Regions from separate parts of the Mus musculus genome. Here regions 2, 3, 4, 5, 6 and 7 are each linked to region 1. The links are chromatin loops, found by intact Hi-C in ENCODE. Cell type or tissue: heart. All regions are shown on one strand.

Region 1 (4,000 bases):
TGGATTCCTGGCCACCAAGAGATGAGTAGTCTCTGAAACATTTTTCCTATGAGCAGCTACCTTATATAAGCCCAAAAGCAACAGGCTAATCAACTATGAACTGAAATCTTCAAAATGTGACCTAAGATAAACCTTTCTACTTTTTAAATGGAAGAGGAGGAGGGAAGGGGGAAAAGGGAGAGAGGGAGGGAAGAGAGAAAGGGAGGGGCAGAGACAGAGAGAGCAACAGAGACAAAGAGTATTTATGGAGATGGAACACAAGATCACATACATAAAAGGACAGGCTAACATGCATCCCAGATTGTCTTACTTTTCTGACTTTAACATGCATGTGCACATGTGTGGGTGTGCATGCAGAGACCACATGTGAATGGTAGAGCTCTATTGCTCTCCACTCTTTACTTTTAAGAGTCGCTGGGATTCTCCTGTTTCTGCCTCCCTCCCAGTGTTGGGATTACAGGCACACATTGCCAAACTTAAACATGAGTGGGTGCTGGCAAGTCTGAACCCAGTCATGCTTGTGTGGCAAACACTTTACCCACCCCAAGCCATCTTTGTAATCTCCCTGTCTTAAGCTATGTTACTTCAGTAACACATGCTGATAAACACATCTCTAATTGGACAATTAGAAACCTAGCGAACTCTGGCATTCCAGATGTTTTGGGTGCTGACAGGATGCTTATGTTTCCCACTGTGAAGCCTCTCAGATTTTGAACTTTTAAATTAAGGACTATCAGCTAGAAAACCAAACACAAATACTGCAGATATTTCTTCTGCCAAGTATTTTGGATAAGGGGAACTAATCTGAGCTCTCACTGCAAATACTTTGGGAGGAGAATTCGCTGAAGCTTTAAACATAAATGTCTCTGTAGTGGCTTCCACACTGGCCTGAGGAGGGGCATAGTATGATTATTTTATTTCTAATATGATTTTCCCGTTTGTTATTTCATGGGGGGCACATATTGAGGTCAGGCAGAGAACAACTTGTGCAGTCACTTGTCTTCTGCCATGTGGGTCCCAGGAATTGAACCCAGGTCCTCATACTTTGCATGCTGAGTCATCTCATCAGCCTAATGTGAACACTTTGATTACCACTTTTCACAAGTACAGAGAATAAATATTTGATAATTCCTCTCAAATGTGTATCGAGGTCTATATACCTCTAGTGTATAAGTGTTTCACAACTAAGTCGTGGGAAAAGAAATGCAAAGCTGCACAGCTTCACAGGGGTATGGCGTTTGTTTCTGGCAGGGGCATGCCCTTCTGGGAATCAATGTAGTAACAGTCTTCTGAAAGCCATAACATTCCCAGATGCACTGATTCACTAATTCTTCTGCTAGCTCCATTAAAAAACAAAACAAACAAAAATCTTCCAAGGGAAACCAGTTTTGGAGACAATGGTGGACTGCATGAGTCAACAGCAAGGAGTGACAGATACATGAGCTTCATCAAGAAATGGCTGAGAGCCTGCACCGTGTCCCCCTCCTCAGCATCACGTTCTTCCCCTAAAGACTTTGGGTGGCGGTGATTTTGAATCCACCCAACACAGGGAAAGACAGCACTATGAGGTCAGAGTCCAGCTGCCAACAGACACTGCCCAGAGTCATTCATTCCCTGGCTGCACTGCAGATGGACCCCAGGGTCTGGTATGCTAGGCAAGGGCTTTCCACTGAGCTGGATGCCCGACTTCCTTTTATGGAAACACATCCAGCCTTCTCACTATGTTGCTATGAAAACAGGGCAAAAAAATTTTAAGCATATGATGTTAAATGAAGGAGGAAAGAAATGAAAGCTGCCAATCTGTTTGTGTGTCAGTGACTCTACCACTAAGAAAGGCTCAAAGTGACAAGAAACCTTGGTGACTGGAAGCATTTGATGGGATTCCCAGTCTGCTCATCCACATATTAGAGGCACAAATTGGACTCTGGGTAAAAAGACAAAGTGGGGAGGGAGATTAAGTTCAGAGCAATAGAGGGCGTTGTGGTCTTGGCAGAGTTAGAGTTGGGAAGTGGGCTGGATATGATAAAATTTACTGTATGACATTCTCAAAGAATAAATAAAAATATATTTTTAAAATTTCCATCTGCTATTCATTTTATAATTTTGAATAAATAATATAGAGATACAGTCTATACAAAATTGATTTCTAACAAAAGTTAGTTCTACTCTACAAGCACAGGGCTCAGCCTTCAGGGTATATTTTCTTATTAGCAATTTGTGAATGTTCCAGAAACATCTTGAGCTTTTCCAGGCTAGGACACGCCTGACTCCTTGTACTTGTGGGAACACTGACACCATGTGGTGGAGTCAGCTCTACACACACACTTCTGGCAACCTCTGGGAGTTCATTGTCTTACCCAGAGACCAGTGGCAGCTGGGAAGGAAGACGGGCTGGAATGCATGGGAAATCTGACACAATTTCTTTAAGATGGTATTTCTAATAACTGTTTCTAAGTTGTCCTGGGTTCATGGGCTTCCTTGATATTTTCTGGAGTCATAAATGTCTGGCATCAACAAAATCAGGGCCTGAGGGTAGAGACTAAAGCAAGTGTTGAATATAGAACCCACTGCCAAACACTGCAGGAGGCTCTGCCCACACAGGGGAGACAATGCCATGTTATCACAGTTTGTCCCATGAACTGAACAAAGCACATGAATAAACTGTCTCTAATTTCAATATTATTTATGTTTTGATCATTGATTCTTTGATACATGCATCAAAAAGCTTTTGGCTGCATGGTAGCAAGACTATAGTATCAATGAGGCTCTTAATGAATTTTAGATTGGTGCATTTGTAGAAATTATTTTTAAGCAAATGATGGGGACTGTTAAAGGTAGATTATATCTCATGGCTAACTCTAGACAAGGTCTGTTCCTTGCTCAGGGTTCCTTTACTAATGACAAGTTCTCTGAAGTACATTCCCCTGGGTGGGCATAGAAAGAGTATCTTCCTGGAAAGTGTGGGATTTCAAGAAAAGTATTTGAAGTGATTAGAAAGGTACTAAGTATATTTTATGAGATACAAATGACAAATGAAGCTAAATCTTGGAACAAAGTAAACTTCAGTTTACAGAAACTGAATTTGCCTGAGAAGAGGGTTACGCAGACCATCTACATTCATACTGTTTTTTGTTTGTTTCATAGACATAATAAACTACTTAAAGCTTTTTAAGAAAAAGCAGTCAAAAATATCTGCAGCCTCTCTGATAAGGCTCCACTGTGTTCACCATTTCATAAGGCTTCCTGTGAGGGGTGCTAGCTGAGCCCTGCAAAGACTCAAAGCAGCCCGATGGGAGAGGAGTACCCAAGACTCACAAAGCCATTGCCACACAGCTTGTAAAGCAATACACAGCCCTTCACAGGGCCTAGAAATATTAGGTATCAAGAGATGGATCATTTGCAGCTTATCACTGGATCTACATACTGGCAGTCAACACAGTCCACAGTATAACTAGGAGGGGGACAGCTGCCTTCAGTCCTTCAAAATAGAGAGCATACAACATTATGAGGACTCCTGTGACCCCAATGGCTGATGCAATTGGATCCTGCCCTCTGGTCAGTTAAGGGTGTACTTGCCTGCAGGGGACAACAGCAAAGTGACAAGAAATGGTAGCACAGTGTTCTTAAGAAATGCACAAATGGACTCAACAAGTCCAGCAGATTTGATCAATCATCCACCTCTGGAAGTAGGGTTTCTGTGTCTGTGATTGGAAGATTAAAAGAGATCATACAACTAGGCTAGGTCAAGCTGGGCCATCTGCTCCTAGGCTTCCATTGTTTCCAAAATGAGTGGCTCACCTAGCAGATCAAAGCTTCATTTTCAGACTTTGTTTTACATTATTTGTTTTTACATTACAACTACCCATGGACTTTTCTAATAGAAATCACATATCCCAGAGATTACTCCATATCAATAGGTAATCATCTTTTTCTTCCCTCACAAGTCTGCAGTCCTCAATCATACTGAATGGTGGCTGTTTAACCTCTCAGTCCCCCACTG
Region 2 (4,000 bases), 550 kb before region 1:
GTACTTTTCTTTTATTCATCCTATCTCCTTCAAATACTGACCAACACTCCTAACCCTGCTTGCTCTACGGCTCTGGGCATTTTTAATCAGGCTGAAGACCTTCCTTACCCATGCAGCCATTCCCAGGCCTGCATTGTTGAGCCTGCCTGCCTTTCTGACCTTTAACTCCAAAAGCATGGTCTCTTTTCCCCTTATCCGTCTGCCTCCTCCAGAGGCTGCCAACATGTCTAGCTTGTCTTATTTTTCCCCTAAATTCAAAATTGCCTTTCGGTTTCCTACTGAGTCTGGGTTTTGTTTTGTTTTAATTATTTTTTTATAAGACCAGGAATCCTGCAAAAAGCAACATTATTCTCTGGCGTCCGTCTTTTTTAAATTGGCTTTGTTAGGCTCACAACCCAGTGTCTACTGTGGAAGAGTTTAAGGCTTAAGCTATGCAAGTAGTAAACTTGCTGACCGAGAACACAAACTGCTTTTGATAGACTCTATTTTCATGGTCAGAAGTTATTGGACCTGCAAGAAAGAAATTGCCACCTAAGCAGACAGAACTGGTCCTTGGTGGGAGAGCTTCTTCTTGTTTATGTATTTATGAGTTTATAACCATAATCTCAGACAATGCTTGTTACAGTTCAGCTGGCTAATTTGTTTTGATCAGAGAAAATAAAATGATCCCAAATAATATGCATCCTCTGCCAGAAAAATTGTGTTTGTAAGCTAGCAAGATGTCTCAGGTAAAGGTATTTATTTCCTGTGCAACCTTGGTGGCCTTAGTGTGGCTTCCAGAACCCACGAAAAAGTGGAAGGATTCAAAACAACTCCACACAGTTGTCCTTTGACTTCTAGGCACATGTCCTTTCCCCACAAACACACAATAATAAGTGTTTATAAAACTGTGTTTGGCCGGGCATGGTGGCACACGCCTTTAATCCCAGCACTCGGGAGGCAGAGGCAGGCAGATTTCTGAGTTCGAGGCCAGAGGTCTACAAAGTGAGTTCCAGGACAGCCAGGGAAACCCTGTCTCAGGGAAGAAAAAAAAAAACTATGTTTGTAAGCAATGTGAGAAGTGGGCTGTTGTAGAGATAGGAAAGAAGATGGGACAAAATTAAATCTGTCTCTTTTTCTGAGATTCCCCGAGTACAGTTGGATCCTGAAATCCACTTCAAACATGCCTTGGTGAAAGAGGACCCGTGAAGATTGGAGATGTAGCCAGCCATTCCTCGGATATACAGTCTAACATGAATGGAACATACAGTCCTAATGAAAAGTTTTCATTAGACGGTGCTCTCCCCTACGACCAGAGGCAGAATTTTAACAAGTCTGACAAAGTTCTCGTTAGCCTTTATATTCCCGAACGGGGCAACCTTCACTCTACAAAACAGAACAAGAGCCGGTACTGGGCAGGAACAGAAGGGTGAGCTTCGTAACGCAGGGAGCCGAGCCTGTCGGAAAGGAGCTGACAGGTTGATTCAGCTCACTTCAGCTCATTTCTCTTGTGAGGTTAGAGCAGACTTAGTCAAGCTGAGGTAGTTTGGCCTCTGGCTGCTGTGAATTTGCTGTGTTTAGGAAAAACTGGTCCATGTGTGGACTCTTCTGCTTCTAGTTTGAACAGGCTATGGGGTCATGCCATAATTCTTCTTGTGACTGTTTATTGCATGTCTGCTTTGGGGAACAACACAAGTTTCTTTAAAAAGACCTTTTCAAATATTACCAGTTTATGCAAGCAACTTACTTTGCTAGTAATTTTGTATTGTTTTTCCCATTACTTTTTACAAGGGTAGGTTATGGCACACAGAGAGAAGTGCTCAAGAAACAGATTTTGATACCAAAGAAGTAAACACTATTAATATTTGGGAATTTATATTATTCATTTAAAAAAATTAATACAGCAATCATTAGGCCAAAATGCTATTGGGTAAGTACCATGTTTCCTCAAATGTGAACTTTCTGAGTAGAATACCAGTAATACCATTTTTGAGTTTATGCCATTGATTGGATTCAATCAATGTTAAAAGTTCAATCCTGCCTTGCCTTGGGGTCTTGTCCTATATCCCTTTCCCAGGTCCTTCTATCTCGGCCTTTTCTGTGTGCTGACTCGTATTCAGTCAGCCTGACTTGGATCTCCAGTTCCAGGAAGCCTTTTCTCTGCTACGTTCTAAACAAGAGATGTTCCAGGATAAGCCTTTTGTTGGCTGTCTGCTGTGTCCAGATAAGTCTAGGGCTTTCTCAGCTCCAGGTTGAAGTGCCTGGAATCAGTGAAAACCTGAGGTCTAGCATCACGCATCACTGCCACCAGAGGTCACTGTGCTCCAGTGAGCAACTGCAGTAGGCACAGATTTAAATGCACTTGCTACGCGTCCCGGCATTCTCAATTCGCTTTTGTTTGGTTGGTTTTGATTTTTCAAGACAAGGTTTCTGTGTGTAGCCTTGACTGTCCTGGAACTCGCTTTATAGGTCAAGGTGGCCTTGAACTCAAGAGATCTGCCCACCTGCCTCTGGCTTCTAAGCACTGGAAGCAGTAAAGCACTAAAGCACTATGCCTGCCTGGCTTTGGAATACTGACTTCTATCTGAATAATGTATAGTTGGGATCAAAGGCAAGGTTTACCCAGGAAGATAAATGGATCTTGTCCCATAAGCACCAAATCCCAACCCCCACCCCCCACCCCCCACTGCCATGCAGCTTACCTCATAGAATTTTTCCTTTTTTTTTTTTTTTTTTTTTTGTTTGTTTGTTTTTTGTTTTTCGAGACAGGGTTTCTCTGTATAGCCCTGGCTGTCCTGGAACTCACTTTGTAGACCAGGCTGGCCTCGAACTCAGAAATCCGCCTGCCTCTGCCTCCCGAGTGCTGGGATTAAAGGCGTGCGCCACCACGCCCAGCTATGGAATTTTTTAAATAGGTATTGAGTTGCTATTTTTAAATGTGGATAGCAGCACCTGGCATAGAGTAAGTGCGGGTGTATGATTTTGTTAACTGGGAGGAAGCGCTTCTTCCTGTTTCTAGGGCTGGGTGTTTTGGTGTCTGAGCACCATGTTGAAGAAAGGCCAAGAAGATGGGATGTGCTGCTAGCAACTTGACACAAAGCTAGAGTCATTTGGGAAGAGGAAAATGCTCTCACTAGATTGACCTGTGGGACATTTTCTTGATTGAAGATTTATATGGGAAGACTGGCCTCACTATAGGCAGTGCCACCCCTGGACTGATGTGGCCTCATTACTGTAAGAAAGCAAACTGAGTAAAACAACATTACCCCATGCCCTCTTCATCAGGTCCTGCCTTGAGTACTTCCTTGACTTCTTTCATTGATGGGCTGTGATGTGGAAGTGGGAGCCAAATCAACCCTTTCCTTCTCTAGTTGCTTTTGATCGTGGTGTTTTATCATAGCACTAGAAACTCTAATAAGACAGTGGATGCACTAAAAATGAGCCGTAGTTAGACAAGACTGTACCCTTCCTGGGTTTGAACATAAGCTGAGATCTTAGACTCTATTCCCTAAAGATTCAGAACGTTTAGATAACCCCTACCTCCCATTTATGCAGTCTAGGATCCAAGCCCAAGGGAAGATGCCACCGGGGGGCTGATTTTCACCACCTCAAGTAACATAATCAATATAATCTCTCAGAGTGTGGCCATATGCAACCTAAATTAGAAATTCCCTGGAGGCATGTCTCCTCGACGATTCTAGATCCTATCAAGTGGATACTCCATATAAACGACCATACCTGTTAGTAACACAAGGACCTCATGTGAATGCCGTTGACAATTCTAAAGTCTCCAAAGGACCAAAATACACTTATGCTGGGACTGCGGAGATGGCTAAGTAGCTAAGAGTGCACACTGGTCTTGTAGAAAACCCACTTGGTTTTTAGCACCCACAATTAGAAGGGTTATAATTGCCTATAACTGTAGCTCTAGAGGATAGAATGGCCTCTTCTGGCCTCCTTGTGCAACATGCACACACGCACACACATATACACACACAATTAAAAATAAATCTACAAAAAA
Region 3 (4,000 bases), 68 kb before region 1:
GACCTATGCAGGCAGTGGAGGAAATGTCATCCATGAGCCAAACAATGAGCGAGCATTGGAAAGAACTAACCTATTGACATCACGATCACAGACTTTTAACCTTCAGAGCTGGCAGAGAGGGCATGGCTTGTTTGAGCTGCTGATATGTAATAACAGCCCCAGCAAGGCAGGGGACTCTTGTATGGTGTGGCTGAGGAGAAGAGTCTAAGTCTAGTCTTGAGAACTGTCCATGTCTGGGAAGTATGTAAGCATGGTGATTTGGCTAAATCTCTGCACTTGCTGTTGGATAGAGTTTTAACACACATATCAACTGGTGGCTGTGGACCCAGTCCATGAGCTTCAAATATGACCAGACCACTGGCTGTATACCTCAAATGGTAAGGGCTGCCATCCTCTGCGTTCTCCTTTTGTTGGTATATGGGCAGTTTTCAGAGGTAAAAAGGGGAAGCCAGAGACAATGCACAACACCGGCCCATACACTGGCAGGCATAATGAAGGCAGGAAATAGAATACAAGCTAAGTGCGTGGGACATGACTGGCAAGGAACAAGTCTAGGCATAGGGATGAACTTGTCTTTGGCCTCAGACAAGTTACTCTGTGCCAAAGTTTTCTTATTTGTAAACTGAGGATGTTAACAATAGCTCTGACTTGTTAGGGCTCTGATAAAGATTGAAGAATTAACCTATAAAAATGGGGGCCCCCAGTAGCTTTTTTTTTTACCTCATGCCTTTACCCTATGAGTAGTGAATCCATGGAGTACAAAACCCTGTCCGTCTCCAGCTGAGTCCTTCTTGCAGACCCACTATGTACCACCTTCTAGTTGTCACGTGCTCCACAGGCTTCAAACATCCAATGGATGCAGAAATAAGTATAAAGTTAATGATAAAGGAGGAAGCCGGAACATATTAATATGATAGCATGAGATTCTGACCTGTCCAAAGATAGGTAACTCTCCATTTTAATGATGGTTTGATCATGCTCTCCTCAATTTTCAGACCTCCTTCTTGTGGCAAATTAGGAATCATGGTGGTTTGATATACAATGTATTCCATATGTCCATGCATTTCAATACATTTTCTCCAAATGGTAGTGCTTCTTTTAAAGGTTATGGAACTTTAGGAGGTAGAGCCTTGCTGGAGGATGTTGGTCATCAGGGGTGGAGCCTTCATGTTTCATAGCTGGCTCGACCTCTTGTTCACTCTTTGCTTCTTAACTAAGATGCAACGTGACCAGTGCCTCATGCTCCTGCTAACATGCCCTGATACCTCAAAATGTGCTCCAAAAGAAACTCTCCCTCCATTAAGTGGTGTTTTCTTAGGTATCTGGTCATAGTTACCTAAGACAGACAATAAAAGAGGCCAACAACGATTCCTGGGAAAACTAAATGGACAGATTCACAGTTCTTCTTACAAAGCCAAACATAGACTCATGAATATCTTGAGTGAGGCAAACTGGCAGGCACAAGGTAATAATATCATATACTGTGCCAGCTTATACACTGAGATGTGCACACACACGGTGCACTTATGTCTGCATGCATGAATGTATACGTGTTACGAATGTACATATGGACATAGTGTGCCCACAACAGTGATGAATGCATGGCAATGAATGTATATGACATGGATACTCATATGTGTTGTGTATGCCTCCACATATGTTTACAGTGTGCATCAGTGTGTTTCTAAATTATGCATGTGTATATGTATAAATGATACAAAGATATAGTAGCACACACACACACACACACACACACACACACACATAAGCTCACAGTCATAATGTGACCACATACTAGTCACCTCAGCAGCAGCAGATGGAGAATCTACTAAGCTGAGTACAGGCCTTCCCATAACTGTGTGATTTCAGGCAAATCGGTTGATTCTTTTGGCTTTATTTCATTCTTTGTGCGACTAGAGAGGGACCAGCTTTAAGACTGTAGTCACCGAGCCTGCTTGTTCTGTGTGACCGGCACAAAAGCAAAGCCCTGGGGTTTATGTTTTGTATCTTTGTTTCCATTCTGCAGAGCAGTACACTAACAGGATAACCAGAGCTCCCCCTGGTGGTTGTATTTATGCAGCCAAAACCACTTGTTTTCCAAAGATGCCTTAAATAAACCAGCCCCTTAGGGACCACCAAGCTTGCAAAGAATGTGGGTTGGTGGGCATTACTTCTCACTGGAGCCTGGAAAGATTCTGCCCTGGCACCCACGCTGCCAACTCCCCAGAAGGAGACTGGTTGAAGCTGGCCCTGTCAGTTGGCTGTCAGGTGGGGTTAGGATAGCAAAGAGGACGGTTAACAAATGTATGAGCAACACATTTATGGCTCCCTGACAGGAGAAAACAACACTAAGAATAGTCTCACATTTCCTCTGGAAACGGATAGGGGGACAGAGGTCACCTTCTTGTGTGCATATTTACACATCTGCATTTTCATATATATATATATATATATATATATCTAGATGACTACATGGAATACATGCCCTATCCAGTTTTCCTTCTCCCTAGATCAAGGCAACTTCATTATAAGGGACATTAATTTCAACAACTACAATTCAATAATCTCCTAGTTAACTCCTAGAATGGTGTTTTACCTCTCATTTAACTTACAGTGTCACTAGAAACTATGTTTTGCTAGAATCCTAACTGGATTTATATATAACACTGACATACAGTGGTATATATAGATATGTGAATAATGTGTTATTTGTCCACAAAATATGCATATTTGCAGAGTAAAAATGGCTATGAATCACAGAAAGAAACGTTTGAGACACTGTGGCATAAATTAAGTTTGCTTATTTAAAAAAAAAACTGAGGAGAAGAAAAAAAATGTTGGAAAGAGAGGCTGTCAATGAGGTGCTTCAGAGTTCAGGCAGCACATAGCAAAAAGAGAAACTGGCCATGAAAACAAAGGCTCTTTATTGCTACCAAGAACCACCCATTCTCCTGCGCAAACAGAAGCTTCTATTAATAGCATATACTTAATTTTACACCTCTGTCCACCTCTGGTCAGACAGCGAGGAGCCTGACTGTAAGACACAATTACTCTCCCTTTAATTCTCTAAGTGGAAAGGCAGCACCTCCAAGAGTCCTAGGTGCCAATATGAATGTCAGGGTCAAGGAGACCAGAAGGCTTCCATTTTGAGCAGAGGGGCACCTGCTGCTCAGTTTGCCTGGAGGGACATAGGTCTGTGTGGAAGGCTTCTCATATGCTCCAGCAGGGAATAGCATTCTGAGTTAAACCAAACTTTTACACAGGAAACATTATTGAGCAGCAAGGCCATGTAATTATAATCACACCGTGTGTGCATGTGCGTGCATGTGTGTGTGTGCATGTGCATGTGCGTGTATATGTATCCCTGCCACGCACTCTGGTGGAGTCAGCTTGACCTTCTCCTGTTTTCAGCTTTGTGTGAGGCAGGGGATATTTTACCTTCTCCTAGGCCACTTCCTCCTATATCCCACCAGAAGATGCAGGAGTTCTTGAATTCTAGTCTATTCCAGGCCCAAGAAGAATGTGTGGTGCACATCAATTCTTCCATCTGGACTCAGGTTTGGGTTATTTTTCTCTCACATTTCTCCTTTCACTCAATTTACAACTATCCAATGTTCATAATCCTGAAAGCTCTTCCTCTTTCTGTGTCCTTTTCCTCTTTCCTTTCTTCTGTTCTTTACTGGAGATTATTGGCAGACACTGTCTTCTGATGGTTATGCAGCTTCGTGCATTATGATAAAAGGAACTATTTCCTTAAGAAGAAGAAGAAGACAAAAGGCTAGACGTTACTTGAGTGTCTTAAAATTGGAATATACATAGAAGTGACGATGTAAAGGGGACCACTCCGTCAGCAAGTACTGACTCCATCCAGCCAATGAAGAGAAAGATGACCTCATTCCAAAGAGGCTTCCTGAGCCTCACACTTGCACTAGTTAGGCCTTGGTTTTCAGTGAAATGTTTGAAGTTTGCTTGTTGTTTAGGCATTGCGACTAATGAGGTA
Region 4 (4,000 bases), 320 kb before region 1:
GGTCTCCCCCGAGCTTTGTCCTTTGTTAGCTGGTACGGCCCAGGGCATACCAGTTAACATCCTGAGCCTTGGTTTCCAGACCTGTGAAATGGGGACCGTGGGGACCACAAAGTGGATAAAAAGCAACAGGGCTTTTGAAAGTGCCTTGTAAACTGCGAAATGCTACCTAAGGATCAGTGGCTACACTTCTCAGTTACGGCAATGCCTGCTGGGCTGCAACTCCGTCTGTCCTCAAATTCCCTCCCTGTAATGTGGCGACTGGCCCGTGCCAGTCTTTCAAAGGTTCCCAGTAAAACTCAAAAAAAGTATGTTCACTAATCTTAAAGTTTTGATTTTTTTTTTAAGATCAAAATTTGGTAGGCAAGACTCATTCCTGGGAGCACATTTGACCGCAGCACTCTTGGTGAAATACTCTCAGACTCCTTCATCCTTTGCCTTACACAATTCCCTCAGCTGCAGAAATCCAGAACTCGAGGTCCACTTCTGTAAAATAGGAACCTCACTAAAATATTAGCCTTAGTGTGTGCCCGCAGGGGTGCGGGGGGTGGGGGGGGGAATTTTAATGACTGGAGTTCTGGTAAAGCAGGGCGAAACGTTAAATTGAGCACCATTTCTGAAACTCAGGGGCTCCAAATGGCTGAATCAGCATTTTCTGAAACAAAGTCTTCTGGGCCTGGCCTTTTAAACAGCCGCAAAGGGAAAGTTGTGCAATAACACATATTTACTCACTAATGCTACTTGTTTTGGACTTATTCTTTGCATCTCTTGAATGAAACAGTTACAAAAAAAGAGTTTTTCAAAAACATCCTAAAGGACTAGAGCCTTGTAAAAATCACCTGTGGCTCTCCTACTTTTCGGTCAAAGCAAATGAAAAGAAGTTCGCGGGGTTTCTTCCAACGCCAAGAAAAGACAAATACATTTTTTTTTCCAAAGTGAAGAATACCCTAATTTCCATAACGCACATGCCGCAGGCCCTCGCCAGGCAGGCGTTTGGAGAGGCAATCAGCAAAGGCAGAGAGTTGCATCAGAAATTTCCTTCTGCAAACGGTACCGCTCTTATCACGTTTCCACCGCTGGCGGGCTGCTAGTTCGTGAGCCCTCAAACTTGGTGTTAGGCCCCAGCGACGGGTAGCGGGGCCACTAACAGACCCGAAGAAAGAAAGGGGTGGGGGTTGGGGAGTGTGTGTGGGGGGGTACGGAACCTCGGGCCGCGGTCCGGGCCGCGCTCGCTTGGGACTTGGGAGTGTCTGGCACCGCTGCCCGGTCCGCCTGGCGCGCGCGCCGAGGCCCGGGGCGCAGCGGGAGCACCCGCTTCTCCGGTGACCCCCGGGCGCCCACCCTCCTCCAGGGCGGTGGCCCCTGAAAGCGCGGCCGTGACCGCAGCCCCCGCCCGAGCCCCCCGAGCCGTCGCCGTCGGACAAGACGGCTCAAGAATGTGCCGCTCGGGGCCCCGCGCCTCCCCCCGTGGGCTGGAGCGCAGGGGAGAGCGTTGCGGGGCGCCGCAGCCGCGCGCCCGCCGCCCCGTCCCGCCATCCCGTGCCGCCCCGCCGGGGGCCCGGGGCGCCGCAGCCCCCCAGACCCCCCAAGGCGACGCCCTTCCGCCCGCCGCGCCTCGCGGGGCCCCGCGTCCCGATCGCGGGCGGCCCCGAGCGCAGACAATGACGGCGCGGGGAGCCGCCCGGCCGCCGGGCCCCGCGAGGCGCGGACCACAAAAGTAACTTGCCGCGGCTCCCCGCCCAACTCCTACCTGACGTGCAGCTCCTCGTCGCCTCCGCGTGGCCGCTGGCCACACGTTGCACGAGTCACAACGGAGAAAAACCGAAGGCAAAGCCGGACACTGGACGGTCCCAGTCGCCGTGCGTGAGACGGTGCGCGGAAACTTCGTGCTCCCGTGGGTCTCGGAACGCGAATCCCGCCCGCCACTGGTCGCAGCGCCCTTCCCTTCCTGCCGCCTCCCCGCACCCCACCCCCTCGATGGGCTTTAAACTCTCCGGGCCCCGCCCGCCCTCCCCGCCTCCGCCGCCGCCTCCGCCTCCTCCTCCCCCGGCCGCTTTTCCTGCTCCTCCTCCCGCCGCCGCCCGGACCGCTCGGCGGCCGCCAGCGCGGGAGGAGCCGCGGCCTGGGCGCAGGGCGTGGCGCGGGGGGCGCGGGCTCGCGGGGTTGGCGTGGCACGATGCTCTCCCGCCCGGGCGGGAGCGCGCCCACCATGCTTGCAGCGCGCGGGACCCCCGGCGCCACGCCACCGCCCCGGTGCGCGGCCGCGCCGGCGGAAGACCGACCGGACCTGTCCCGAGGGCCATTCGGAAGGGAATTGTTCGAAACTCAGAAAGTACTCCCCAACCGCACAGTTCAAACTCTTCCTGGGCTGCGGCCGCCCGACACCGTCGTGGGCAGCCCCGGGCCCGGACAAGGAAACTCGGGCTTGCTCACGGCGGGTCGGGTCCGAGCCTCACCTTTCTCAGCCTCAGTTTCGCCAGCTGCGTGTGAGTAGCCGAAGGAGGGAAGCCTGAGAGGCCCTTCATTGTTTTCTTGAGGCAGCCGAGCAAGCCTCGTGTCCTTTACCTCTGAAGTGGGGCCCTCGTGAAAGTAAAGCCCAGACGGGCCGTGCCCGGTTTCTAAAGTGACCCACGAAAAGGCAACGGGCTAATTTGATCGGCCCCTTCGAAATAATTCTTAATGTTGTGTCGCTTTTCTAGTACAGATAGGCTACCAATAATTACACCTTTTTCTTGAGTTTCGGCTTTGTAAAAGCAGCCCTGACCGTAAATCACCGTAGTTGAGAAGACACGTGGTGTGAAACATTTGTGAATTCTCCTTCTTCTCCCTCACTCAGGCCTCTGAGGTTTGTTCCTAGAACAACTGTAGAAAGTAGAGAGACTGAGCCTAAAAAGTAACTTCTTAAAAGTAACTTCTAGAAAGTCGAGAAGCTGGGAGTGGGCTCACAGCAAGGCAAAGATTTGAAAGCTGTGCTGTGTGCATTGTCCGACGCTCTTTTTGAGCACGGCTCGGTACCTCTTGCTTTTAACAGTGGTTTTTCCGACCTCAGATTGATGTAATCAATGAAAAGTTTTTCCTTTCCTATAACTGAACACTCACTCTTATTTCTGGCCGTTGGTCCAAGACTCAGAAACCTACAAGGTGAAAATCCAGAGAAAAGGATGTGAATAAGTCTTAGATTCCCGGGGAAAGGAACACAAGAAGTCTTTTGTAGACAAAGGACTCAAAAGCGAACCGAAGCAGAGAAAACTGGGCTAACTTTTCCCAAGTTGATTGGCTTCAAACTTTACAGTTTTCCTGCAGGGTCTCACCAACGATCCATACTGCACCGGACACAAAGCCTGTCGGGTCAGGGAACTTTTACAGAGGTTTGAAAGTTTCTACATACTTTCGCAATACTTTTCCCCCCTGAATCGATTTGTTGGTAAGTTCCAAACAGTGTGGACCCTTCAGCCCTCTACATATTGATGTTGCCTTTCCAAACATGGAGATGTTTTCTTATATAACAACCACATACCTTTCAAATCCACAGATTTATATTGGTACAAAACGTGTATTTAATCTAGGTTTAAACTTTTTTTCCCCCTCAGTTTATCTGATAATTTAGAGCATTGCTTTTTCTTACAAGACCAGTCCAGTGATCTAGGTGGAAAGTTTAATCTGTGTTTCTCAGGCATTACTACTAACTAGAATGGTATGGAGATAAATGTCAAGTATTTTCTTGATGTCAAAGCCCTGGACAGGCCTTCACCCCCAAATTTCCTGGATCCCTGTAGACCCATATAGCAGCGTTCTGAACAAAGGTTTTTGCCTTATTCTTGCTGTAGCCTTAGGGTTACAGTTAGCTCCAGTGTCGAGGGAGGCCCTGGCCAGTTCTGTGAGCAGATTACACTACTTCCATCTCATATCCAGACTCCCAGCGCCCCCTGCCCACACATTCCCCAGCAGAGGTATTACAGACTCACACATTGTAAGGGTAGCAGTGTATAAATGAGCCTGGAGA
Region 5 (4,000 bases), 540 kb before region 1:
AGACAGTGATGAGCAGGGCCTTTTGAGTAACATGGTTGTGTAAGTCTCTGCAAAGATAGCTTACTCCCGTGCCGATCTGGGCAGGCTTCCCTCCCAAGGAGAACACAGAACTCAGGTACCCGCTCTGCACAGGAATCTTGTGGAGGTATATATAGCCAGATGACTAGGACAGTGGGGTTTGTTTATCAACCCGGTTCCCAGATGTGCTGATGTTGTGTGTCCACAGGTGACCTGGTTACTGAGGCCACAGGCAACTCAGCAGAGGATTACAGTTCCAGAGGTATTGGATGGACTCTTGGCATTGGGTCAAGAGGAAAGCATCCAATCACATCAGAGGAAACTGGGCAGCAAGTCCATGGAGGAGAGTCTACTGGGCCAGTCAGCCAGCCAGCGCGGCCTGCTTAGCACCACAGGTCATGTTCTGTAGCCCTTGGCAACTGGTACACAACTTTGCTTGTGGATGTCCTGAATAATACTTTATTGTGTTCAACAAAAACAAAGATGGCTGACACTGGCATAACATACCTTTAGCCGGAAGCAGACCAACCCAAGAATGACTTCTGTGCAAATTTCAAAGCGAGGGTCCTGGCGTACCAGTGACTCAAACTCATGAGACAGCTCCACGTGCTGGAAAAAGGGAAGGGAAACTTGCTGTCTTTCTCATCACAACTTTAGCCTAACCCTGGCCACCCAGTACCTTATAGGGCTGCACATCTATTAGTCATTCACATGCGCTGAGCAATGTCCTGCATCCTCACCAGCATTTCCCACATAGGTTGAGAAGAAACTCATCTGCCCTATACCACAAGGATTCCAGCTTCCTCAAAAAAAAAAAAAAAAAAAAAAAACCTCATTTTCTTCTGTCCATGGATCTATGTTTTAACCCCCTTCCGTTTATAATTTTATAATAAACATTATAAAGAAGTAGTTGAAGATTCTAAAAGAAAAAAAGGCCACCTTGACCTCCTCATGATAGCTTTATTAATTTGTAGATAGGAAACTGAGACCCTGCAAGAACAAGTGTCATAGCGTAGGCCTCAGTCATACCTGGGCTCAGCTGAGATTCACATCAGCTGCATCTGATGTGTACACTGGGGTATCACTTCTGCAGTAAATGGGATAGTGATCCCAGCCTGATTCCAACTTACAGACAGGAATCACCCTAACCTGCCACATTCAAGAGCTGTGTCCCCTCTGGTGTGATGGTGTGTGCCTGTAATCACAGCACCTGGAAGATTCTATGAGCCTGAGGCCAACCTGATCGACATACTGAGCCCCAGGCCAACCTGATCGACATACTGAGCCTGAGGCCAACCTGATCGACATACTGAGCCCCAGGCCAACCAAGGCTACATACTGAGACCCTAGCTCCAAAATAATAAAATAATTAAAAGGAAAAAGAAAACGCTATGTGATCGCATTGAATACACCAACTTATTTAATCTCTAGATGTTTAAAGAATTCAAAAACTGATTAAAACCACATATGAACATTTGCTCACTCTCCAAGGGCACACTTAGCTAATTGGAGCCTCCTGGCATCCAGCACTACCTTCCACAAGGCCCATCCTTTAGAGGAGCTGAAGCACACACAGCTTGTTTGGTCATAGATGCCACAGAAGCAATTGTCTCAAGTCTTCCCACCAGAGGGCACCAAAGATTCAGGACTAAAATGCTCTTCAATTAGCTCAAGCCTAGGAACGCCATCTTTGACCATTCCTATGGTCTCCTGTGAAGGCTGGATTGGGGCCTTTCCAGAAAGAGGTGTGGTGTGTCTTTAACCTGGCACAAGCTAATCGCAGTGAGCTGTCCTGAACTGAGAGTCATCACCACCTTTGACTGATAAACCACTTGGGGTTTCTTTCTTATTACACACAAGTTGACTCACCCTCCTTATCCCGTTTGCAATTGGATCAGGGACTATCTAGAAATCTACACACACTCTAGGTTTCTAGTTCTTTCCCCTGTGTAGCTTCTTACACTGCTCAATGTTTGCATACATTTCCTTACAACAGTTTTGTGACCTGGACAGATGCCAGTTTAGAAGAGACACGGGTACTCTTCTAACAACTGCTTTTCTGCATCCTGTCATAGAAGAGGGCCCGAGACACTCAGCCCCTGCCTTTAGCTGCACATCTGGTAATGCAGTGGGACTTAAGGGGAAAGCTGTCACCACCACAGGCTGGAAACCACAGGCATGCTTGCCTCATCAAGATGATGTTGTGGCTTAGAAAGGACTCAGCTGAAGTCACTGGGCCCTCTGCATCTGACTAAATGGGTAGACATGTCCTGGCTCATACTCAGGGCTTAGCCTGGAAACAAACAAACAAACAAAAAAAGTAGGGTAGTAGGACTTAGAATAATAAGCGGCTCCTCAAGCTACTTTAAGGCACATCATAGTGACTGGGTGGCTTATTGGAACCGAAGTTCCATACTGCCCAGAAAGCCTCCTTGAGACAAAAGGACTAGATGGTATCTATCCCAACCAACTCAAAGGTTTTCTTAGTTTGGGAGGTTTGGGTTGTTGTTGCTGCTGTTGTTCGTTTGCTTGCTTGTTTTATTTCATTTTGTTTGGCGGTAGTGGGGGAGAAAAACATTATGCTCTCATTACTAGTATTGCTCCGTCAAAATTACTGCTGGATGGATACGTGGAAAACATTAAATTTACACACTGCTTTTAATTAACTTCCTGGAGCTGATAACCTATATTCTAATGAAAGTGTCTTAGAAGATACATAGAACCAGTTTGTGAGTGCCTTAATCGTAAAGGCCCAAACTACTGCCTGATTCCAACGCTGTGCTTAAGGAAAAAAAAAAAAAAAAAAAAAAAAAAAACGCTCTTTCAGACAACAGCAGATCATGGCTGCTCTCACTCTCTTTCCAGCCTGAACTTTCCAGCCCCGGGCTGGGCCTCCCCTCCCCTCCCCTCCCCTCCCCTCCCCCAGAAGCTCTTTCCTATGTAATCCAGACATTTTGGCCTCTCGCTCCCCCTCACTCCCCCCTCTCTGCATTCTCTCTCCCTGAACGCGCATGCTCTTTCTCGCTTTCTCTTCCCCCTCCCCTCTGTCTCGCTCCTCGTGGCGCCTCGTTCCTTGGGACCAGTGAACTCGCCCCAGAGCTGCTTCCCAAGAAACCTGCCTTTATTCAAACCTGGTTTGAATTGACTCGTTTCACTGGGGGAGAATAACTTATCACATCCATTCCTCTGTCCCCAAAGGCCTGTCCCTTCTAGGAAATTGTCTGTCTCTGCTTGTATATGAAAATTCTGATGCCCTCATGTTTATGAAAGGGCCTCATGATGTACTTTTCAGAGCTTATCCCTGTTGTTAGGCAATGCATGATGGTGTTTGCTTACAAAGACACCTGAATTCGTTTCTGAGTTTCCTACGACCGACCGTTAGAACATTAGATAAACAAAGAAGGCAGTCACCTTTCGGATGTAAGCCTGCAGCCCCTTGACTCCGTACATTCTAAAAACAAACCACATTTTCAAAGAGCGAAATCGTCGCCCCAGTGGGATCTGCCAGTGCTGAAATAAAATATAAAGAACCCGTCAGTGAGAACAGTGCAAACAGCCAGGCTCCTTTTCAGCTTCCCAGTCAGCCGGTTTCTTCTGGAAGCAGCCAGTTTCCTATAGAATGGCCGTTTCCCAGCCGGGAAGGCGTACAACTTGTTGTGTGAGCTGGGGAGAAGAGAGGGAGAAGCTGCCTTCACATCCTGTGGAGATGAGGACAGAAGAAACACTGAACGAGAGGCACTGAAGTTTACCATTTTCAACGCACAAATGTCTGCTGAGTACACCCCAGAGGAGGCACTCCAGGAAGAAATAGGAATGATGTGGTCCTGCCCTAGGCAGCTTCCGAGGGGGCAGGAGGTCATCCAGGCAGAGAGAGGGTGCTGAACTCCTTGTGTGTCTGCCTTTCTCTGCCTGGATGCACTGAAGCTGCACTCTGAAACAGTATCAGCGCCTTTGTCTCACTGACCTCTGGGGAGTGACCCCT
Region 6 (4,000 bases), 380 kb before region 1:
AGTTCACTTATGAAAGGAGGGAACCAGAGGATGGCTAAGGAGAAGACCTCAGTGGGAACAGAAGTTACATTAGAGTTCATAAGTCTGGCACTGACAGGACAGTTCCAGAATCTGTGCCTGACACATCTACATTCAGGGTTAATTAACATATTTAAATTATTTTGTCCCCCAAACAATTATTTTGTTAACAATGAACCATTAAGAATTACCCATGCTTCTACTCAAAAGTAAGCATTTCTATGATGACAGATCATTTTGGAAGCAACACAGGGTGAAACGCAAAGTTCACTATACTAAAGAGTGTGTGTGTGTGTGAGAGAGAGAGAGAGAGGTCCATTCACTGACTAAAAGAACCAAGTTTTGCTCCATGCAGAGCTACTTCCTAAGCGTTTAGACAGAAAAGAGCCTTGTAAGACACCGAGCCCTCCCTATTTCTACTGCTCTATTCCTAGAGAAACCCACTGGCAACACAGTTCCTGGTCCGACAGCGCTCCCAGCCTCTGAGAAAATGAAATGGCTTGGTTCGTGCTGGCAGATTATCATTCATGGCTATTTTTCCCTGGGCTTGCTGTAGTCTTTGGCTGTGCCGACCCCTGGTGGCAGTCCCTGGTGTCTCCTGTCCTATTTCTTTTTTGGGGAACAGGTAAATTCCTGGGTTGGTTCTCTGTAGTAAAGCCAAAGCCAAAGCAATTCTGATACTATTCAAATATTATTCATATAAAGCAGGTAGATTCTAGAAGAGACAACACGTTCAGATTGCTGTCCTCTCCTCTGGAGTGGGTAATTTCTTCATCTGAATATACTGTACTGGGTGGTCTTTGAAAGGATACCAGGCTAATCTGAGAACATCCAATTACCAGGTTACGGTCTTCACTAATCAAATATAGCTGCTATGCTCAGATCCTCCAAATCTTTAAGCTTTTCAGAGCTGTCAAAATGAAAGTAAAGCCTCAAAGTTCTACAATGGTTTACTCAAAAACCAACTTTAATATGTCCTATGAGGACAATTACTAAGTTATATGTTCGGATTTTTTTTTTTTTTACAATTACTGATAAGACTTTACTTGAAGTTCCTAAAATTCAAATGTAGACTAAAAATGAAATCTTCTAAATTATGTTTAAACAGCTGATTCTTAAGGGTCTACACTAATTTTATTTTTTAAGTACTGGAGTTAGATATAATAAAATTATATTAGATTTTTTTTTAGAAAATTATAATATTTACTTATGGCAAGGCATGAATCACAGCAGTTGGGTGCTGGATAGAGGACAACGTCTAGGTTGATTTTCTCCTTCTAATTACAATGTGGGTCTGGGATTAAACTCAGGTTGTCAAGCTTGGAGGTGTCTTTCCCCGCTGACCTATCTTACCAGCCTCACTTTCAGTTCTTGTAAATGTTCTACAAGCTTATATTTTTCTCAGTGAGGACCTTGTGTGTCTTTTCTACCCGTGTGGCTAACTGCTAAACTGTTTTGTACTCCCGTGAACCTGAGCAGAGCTATCATAAACCATTTGGAAAAGGCTTTCTTCCAGTGAACAGAAGTGGAAGAAGGAGACAGACTGATATGCTCTGATGAAACAAGTTCCACAAGGGTACCTCTTCAGAAAGAATGCTAGGAAAGAAAAGAAAAATGGCTTCATAAAGGCAATTTCACCTCCAATGAATTTGTAAGAATGTGTTTCCTGAACAAACATGGCTGCCAAATAAAACTCTTAGTAGCTGTCTCCCTTCCATAAAGAGCCAAGTTGCAACTGGGCATGGACTTTGCCCCAAATATTTGAGGTCATCTGATCTAAAATTCACATCTCTTCTTGCTTCACTGTCATTAACAAACTCAAGGCTAGTTCTGTTTGGAAATATTGGAAATACATATAAATTTAGTTAAATAAATTCTTATTTGGCTCATAAGCCATGACTGGCAAATATCTCCCCCAAGTCAAGTGAGGTGTGCTGATCTGGAAAGGGTACGGAGAGGGGAGAGGTACAAGCAGAGGAGGCTCTCCCCGCCCGGGCATGCGGGCGTGCGTACCTTAGTACCTTAGCAAATAACACACTTCTTGGTTCATAGCACCATCTAGTGTCTTTTCTACGTGAACTGGAGCTTAACGGTGGTTCTGGGTTTTCTTCGCTACATTATTTTGTCTTAAAGACATTTGCATTATGCATGTGATGTATCCATTGTGGTGGCCCAATCTTCACAGTAAGCCCCCCTCCACGCCCCCCAGGAACACTCACCACCTTCCTTGTTTGCCCTGGCTGTACATCTCTTGGGAAATGAAGAGCTATAGGCAAGCTTGTGTGTCTATGTGACTTAATGACAGGGAAGGAAGAATTAAAAAGCATGTCTACCTGAGAAATTTCTGGTACTTAATTTTGGACCATGTTTTTGCTGCCGTTTTCCTGGACTTGAGTCAGATACAGACACACAGCACGTATTTGGTCTTTCTGATTAAGTGTGTGACCAGAATTGGTGACAGCACTTTGTTAACTGAACATGTTACCTTTTGTCATCCTAATAAGAGGATCTTCTTCTTTAAGCACCTTCTGTTTTTGTAAAGTCTTTTAAAAACTCAGTTACAAATCAGTATATATGCTACTTTGTTTGTTTTCTGATTGGTCATTTTGTGGCAATTGGTAAAAAGGCTTAAAGACAGAAATGATTATCAACACTCTTTTAAAGTACACTTGAAGCTAAAAACAATGACCTAGGGAACAATACTTCACTATAAAAAACAGTTGTTGGTATTGAACAACTGTCATTGTTCACACTCCAATCTGAGGGGGCAGAAATCAATCAATTAAACATGTGAGAAATGTTACAAAGGGAAGCACTAATTCACTAATATTTTATTATTAAGCATATTTAATAACTAAGTGAAAGATGTTAAAAAAATAAATGAAGGTACTATTAGTTTCCTTTAAGATTTCATATGTCCATGGATTCAAGTAACCACAGAGCAAAAACATTTGGGGGAAAAATCTATACACGTACATTAAATATCTGCAGATGATTTTTGCCATCCTTCTAAAGCAATGCAGTATAGCCTATAGCCTATAGTTCTATAGAATTAGGTGTTATAAATAATCAAGTAGTAACATATATAAAGTGTTCCTATTTTATAAGCAAACCCAACACCATTTTGTACTTGAAACACAAGCATCTATAGCTTTTAGGGATCTTGAAATATATGTGTACAAATGAAAAAGACTACACATATCTAGAAAGAAAGAGAAGGGAGGGTTTGAGGTGGCCAGAGTCTAGGGGGAGAGGATAAGGGCTGGCATTTATGGGTTTAGAGTTGCACCTGGAGAAGAGTTCTGTGGCTAGACCTGGGTAATGGCTACACACCAATATGACTACTTTTGCTTTGTTTTTTTGAGACATGCTCTGGCTATCTATTTCAGTTTCCAAGTCTTTGGAATATAGGCATGTACAACCACACATGGCTCTAACAGTTCCTACATTAAAAAAAAAACAATAAAAAAGCAATTTTAAACTTAAGACTTTAAGATACCTTCAAACATGGGCAATTAAGGTCCCAGTCTTATTGCTTTATTTAGGCAGGCCTCTGCTAGAATTAAGCAATGTTCCATGCTCAGACTTCAAAGACAGAACCCTGCTCTAGCCTTATGTTACCTTCCTCTCTCAGAGCTGCTCACTCACCACCCAGGGCCCACTTGTTCTGGGTTCTTGATCCTAGCCCCTGTGCACTTGATCCTTGTGTGGAGCAAAACCCTAAGAGTCTCTTTATCCCCAATTTAGAGCCACTTCCCTATTTTTTTTCTCAACTTGCCCAGCATTCCCCTCTCAAACATGCCTCATCTGAGGAGATTGAGGCAAGACAGGCATGGATGTTGCTCATGATGGCTATCATAGGTCTGGACTCATGCAAGTCAGACTTCAGAATGGCCTCAGGTGAACAGTGCTGATACCAGTGCAGCCAGGGAGAAATGTCACAGGGAATCCTTGAGAAAATCAATTTAAGGTAATGAAGGAA
Region 7 (4,000 bases), 330 kb before region 1:
ACGTCATAAGTATGGAACTGTCTGGTTTTTGTGGGACCACAAAGGTTGAAAGTCAGTGAATTCAGACTGTCGCCCAAATGTCACCTAATTCTAAAATTCAAAAGATGCACTGTTCTCTGAAATTTCCAAAGCTCAGTTCTGGGTGGTAATTACATGACACTGAGAAGTGTAACCGGTGATGGAAATCCTTAGGAGAGGGTTTAAGAACAAAAATAACTCACATTTTAATTCTACCAATCTGGCACTACTCCTACCCCCTTCAGACTGGTAGTGAAATTGCCATTAACTCCATCTGCTGCCTTCTTCTAACCGTTAGTACGCAATTCTTAATACTGCTAGGCAGGAGCTATAATCCCTGATTTCTAGTCCAGACATGGGGAGTGGCAAGAAGCACAACAGGAATTCAGTTGTAAGTCTACATGGGGACCTCATACCTATCCCCACAATTAAGTGCATAGTTGTGTGAAACCCTAAATGGGAAGTGTCACTTAAATGGGAAGTCTTGCTTCTCAGGACTGATGAAAAGGAAAATCTCAGTCATCCCAACCCCAGCCCATCACCTCCCCATCCTCATCCCAGCCCATCACCTCCCCATCCTCACCCCAGCCCATCTCCTCCCCATCCTCATCCCAGCCCATCACCTCCCCATCCTCACCCCAGCTCATCATCTCCCCATCCTCACCCCAGCCCATCACCTCCCCATCCTCACCCCAGCCCATCACCTCCCCATCCTCACCCCAGCCCATCACCTCCCCATCCTCACCCCAGCCCATCATCTCCCCCATCCTCACCCCATCTGATGGATATGAGGGGCTAAAAGGTAACGCACAGGACCATTACCAAGTATTCCACCCCAGCCAACACCACCAAACGCAAAAAAACAAAACAAAACAACCCCCCCCTCCAAAAAAAAAAACCAAGACAAAAACCCAAAACAAACAAAAACAAAAAACAAAAAACAAAAAACAAAAAACAAAAAACAGGGACATGCAGAAAATGAAGGCCGAGGCTGAAGGCCCTGGCTACCAACAGGTCAAAATCCCTGCAGTCATTCACTACATTCCAAATTCAGACAGAACAAAAATGAAAAACACTCACTTTTTACTCACTGGTCCAGAAATGAAACTATTTGCTAATACAGACAGCAATGTCCCCAGCCAGCAGCTGCCTGGGTGAATGCTCTGTCCAGGCCTCTTATCAATACACTGGCCGTGGCTCCTGCCATCAACAGGAAAATGGCAGCTGATGAGAAGGGCAGTCAAAATGTAAACAGGTGATCTGACTGCTTCTCTGAAGATCTACGTCAATGGGGAAGGAATAGCGGCTATGGTCATGTGGACAATTTGTTGAGCTCAATCAAAAACATAGAAATGACGACAAGCTTTCTGTCATCCAATTTTAATTAATTGACATTTTCTTTCATTGAAATAAAAGGTTTTATGAATAAAGATTTACAGTGCCAATGTGCATTTATCCGAGGCTCCTATACTAGACTATTCTCCAGTGAGGTTTAAAAGATGACCAGGCCAACCTTAGTATCCTATTTCTAAGGAGAAAAAAGGTTCAGTTACCCCAGATGCCCATGTCTGCTTACAGCCCAAGCTGGTTCGCACAACCGCTGTCTACCACTTGGCTGAGAGCAGACGCTACGTCTCCACGTTCCAAATTTTCAGGTCTACGTGGGTACAGTTACTACTTGTTACATAATATCTTAAAAATCGAGATTAAAAATGGTTACATAATTCTATCCTACGGCTACGGTCCACCCAGGCTCGCGCGATCCCGGACTGTAGGCGAGCCGGGAGGCGAGCCGACAAGCGAGCGCCGGCAAGCAAGCGAGCCGACAGCCAGCCGCGCAACAGCGTGCCGAGCCCGAGGCCATTCGTGCTCGCGAGCTCGCAGGAGCTGCCCACCACTTGGACCATTGCAGATTTCGGGAGGTGAACCCTTTCCAAACGACCACCATGACTTCAGCATGTCTTCTCTTACCCCGAGTCCCCCGGAATGTTGAGGATGGCGGAGCCCACCTGCGTACCTGGAGAGCCGGCTAGCACAGACTTCGCCACACGGGGTCGCTGCGTGCGCGCTACCGGGGCCAGTGGACAGCTCCCGAACCCGGCAGCACCCAGCGCGTGGACAGCGCTCCTCATGGACAGCGCTCGGCCCCGCGGCTCGCTGGGGTTCGCCAAGGCTCCGCCCCAGCTAAGGGCCTACGGCTCAGAAAAAGGGCTCTGGAGCCTAGAGGAGCGCGGAGGCCCAGCAGGCACGCACCGACATGCGGCAACATGCGCTGACACGCAGCAACACGGGCCAACACGCGGCAACACGCGCCAACATACGTGTTACATGCGCCAACACTGGCCCACAGGCGCCAACACAAACCGGCACAGCGAACTAGCTCCTAAACGAACCGACAGGGCCGTGCCGCTCAGAGACGAATGATCGCGGCAGGCCGGCACGCGCCAACATAAGCCGGCACGCGCCAACACAGGCCTGCACGCGCTGGCACGCGCCTACAAACCAGCACGCGCTTCCAGAAACCGGCACGCGCCGGCACGCTCCAGGACAAATCGGCACGCGCCGGCACGCGCCAACGCGAGCCCGACACGCGCCAACGCGAGCCCGGCACGCGCCAACGCGAGCCTGGCACGCGCCAACGCGAGCCCGGCACGCGCCGGCATGCTCCGGAACGCGCCGGCACGCGCCAACACGGCTGACAGGCGCCCACACGCACAGACATAGGCAGACACGCGCCGACACGGGCCAACACGCTAAGCGAAGCAACACAGCCTCCCGAATAGCCATCCCAGCAAGGGGGCCAACCCCCCTCCACCTAAAAAAATGCCCGTCTGGACCCACCCCCATTATAGCCCAAGTGCTGGGAAGCCTGTCCTGCTGAGCTGGTCCCTGGTCCTCTACGGCTCTTCTCAGCTTCCAGGGAATTGACTGGGCACCCCTGACGACCGGGAGGACGAGGGACGCGGCTGGTCCTTGCGCACTACAGGAACCCTAGGACCAAACCCATGTGACGCAGCCACGCCCCGAGGCCCAGCGGGGGCCCTCTGCTGCCCAATCCCCGGATCCCTGGTTCTCATGGCAACCCTGAAGAACCTCTTGCTCCTAGCTTCTCGTCCTCCCCTCCCCCACTTCCCCCTTCGCTCTGATGGGCAAGAACAGGAACGGCGCCTGCAGCTCTCATGATGCCAAAAGTCCACCATGTCCACTGGTTAAACCACATACAGAGCTCAGGAATGGGTGGTGAATTACACCAGAAACACCATTTTCTTCACCTGCGAGAGGAGGGGAGCTCTGAGTGACCATGGCTAGAGAACCTCAGGATCCAGAATCATTTTCATCTCAAACCCTTCCCCCAAAATGTCAAAGCAGGAACATCAGAAAGGAAAGGCTCCTTTTGGAAGCCAACAAACACCCACCATTCTATCTCAGTGAGAAAGTGTGGTGCCATATATAGAATTAGCTAACAAAATAATACTCTATAGCAAGCATCTGCTATGCACTAGCTCTGTCTCTCTTACACATACACACAGGCAGACAGACAGACATACAGACAGCTGCAACAAAGGAAGCAACATATAAGCATTTAAGAGGATAGGAGATACTTGTGGTTTTACACACACACACACACACACACACACACACACACACACACTGCTTGTTAGTATCCTTGGGAGATTGGTTCTAGAACCCTACAGGTATCAAAATCTACAGATGCTCAAGTCTCTATAAGATAGATTTTTTTTTTTACATACAGCCTATGAGCATCTTCCCCATGTACTTTAAACCATCCTTAGACATCCCTAGATTTATAATGTCTTACACAATATAAATGCTTACAAATACTTGTTATAGTATATTATTTCTACATAATGACATGAAAAAGTCTGAGCATGGTCAAGAGAAAAGCAATTTTTCTGAATATTTTTGACTCAGTGTTAACTCAATTAGTGGATCCAGAATCCACAAATACAGAGCACCAAAG

What was found. A loop is a pair of places that touch in the nucleus more often than their neighbours do. Peaks named below come from ENCODE experiments on the same cell type or tissue, not always from the same donor. Only the 100,000 strongest peaks of a DNase experiment are listed, where the experiment ranks them.
Region 2: it touches region 1 in a loop (4-fold over the local background); 14 of 42 quality-filtered maps call a loop at or near these places.
Region 3: a loop joins it to region 1, with 3 times the contacts of the local background. A loop is called at or near these places in 5 of 42 quality-filtered maps.
Region 4: a loop joins it to region 1, with 5 times the contacts of the local background. A loop is called at or near these places in 13 of 42 quality-filtered maps.
Region 5: it touches region 1 in a loop (5-fold over the local background); 13 of 42 quality-filtered maps call a loop at or near these places.
Region 6: it touches region 1 in a loop (2.6-fold over the local background); 4 of 42 quality-filtered maps call a loop at or near these places.
Region 7: it touches region 1 in a loop (7-fold over the local background); 13 of 42 quality-filtered maps call a loop at or near these places.

The regions. Positions count from the first base shown.
Region 1 is chr11:12,357,237-12,361,236 of GRCm38, forward strand. All of the region lies in intron 6 of Cobl (cordon-bleu WH2 repeat), which reads right to left. All of the region lies in intron 5 of Gm12002 (a long non-coding RNA gene), which reads left to right. Among named protein-coding and RNA genes, the nearest start is that of Gm30596, 25 kb to the right of the region's middle. In heart, a CTCF peak has its summit at 2,307; a DNase peak (open chromatin) is centred at 2,315; H3K27ac peaks cover 772 bases.
Region 2 is chr11:11,809,862-11,813,861 of GRCm38, forward strand. No RefSeq gene overlaps it. Among named protein-coding and RNA genes, the nearest start is that of Fignl1, 2.9 kb to the left of the region's middle. In heart, a CTCF peak has its summit at 2,292 (motif pointing right); a DNase peak (open chromatin) is centred at 2,300; H3K4me3 peaks cover 433 bases; H3K27ac peaks cover 2,675 bases.
Region 3 is chr11:12,289,525-12,293,524 of GRCm38, forward strand. The region is part of intron 9 of Cobl (cordon-bleu WH2 repeat); the gene reads right to left. Among named protein-coding and RNA genes, the nearest start is that of Gm12002, 23 kb to the right of the region's middle. In heart, no CTCF peak of the experiment used is centred here; a DNase peak (open chromatin) is centred at 2,077; H3K27ac peaks cover 526 bases.
Region 4 is chr11:12,035,445-12,039,444 of GRCm38, forward strand. Grb10 (growth factor receptor bound protein 10) reads right to left here and starts at 1,976. Exons shown (of 17, transcript NM_010345.4): 1 at 1,748-1,976. In heart, CTCF peaks have their summits at 1,802 and 3,950; DNase peaks (open chromatin) are centred at 1,257 and 1,897; H3K4me3 peaks cover 3,498 bases; H3K27ac peaks cover 4,000 bases; H3K27me3 peaks cover 2,527 bases.
Region 5 is chr11:11,818,766-11,822,765 of GRCm38, forward strand. Ddc (dopa decarboxylase) reads right to left here. Exons shown (of 15, transcript NM_001190448.1): 12 at 3,430-3,528; 13 at 526-627. Among named protein-coding and RNA genes, the nearest start is that of Fignl1, 12 kb to the left of the region's middle. In heart, no CTCF peak of the experiment used is centred here; DNase peaks (open chromatin) are centred at 1,746 and 2,176; H3K4me3 peaks cover 938 bases; H3K27ac peaks cover 3,753 bases.
Region 6 is chr11:11,973,019-11,977,018 of GRCm38, forward strand. The region is part of intron 2 of Grb10 (growth factor receptor bound protein 10); the gene reads right to left. Among named protein-coding and RNA genes, the nearest start is that of Grb10, 62 kb to the right of the region's middle. In heart, CTCF peaks have their summits at 573 (motif pointing left) and 2,076 (motif pointing left); a DNase peak (open chromatin) is centred at 523; H3K27ac peaks cover 495 bases.
Region 7 is chr11:12,023,803-12,027,802 of GRCm38, forward strand. All of the region lies in intron 1 of Grb10 (growth factor receptor bound protein 10), which reads right to left. Among named protein-coding and RNA genes, the nearest start is that of Grb10, 12 kb to the right of the region's middle. In heart, a CTCF peak has its summit at 2,057 (motif pointing right); a DNase peak (open chromatin) is centred at 2,169; H3K4me3 peaks cover 1,435 bases; H3K27me3 peaks cover 2,908 bases.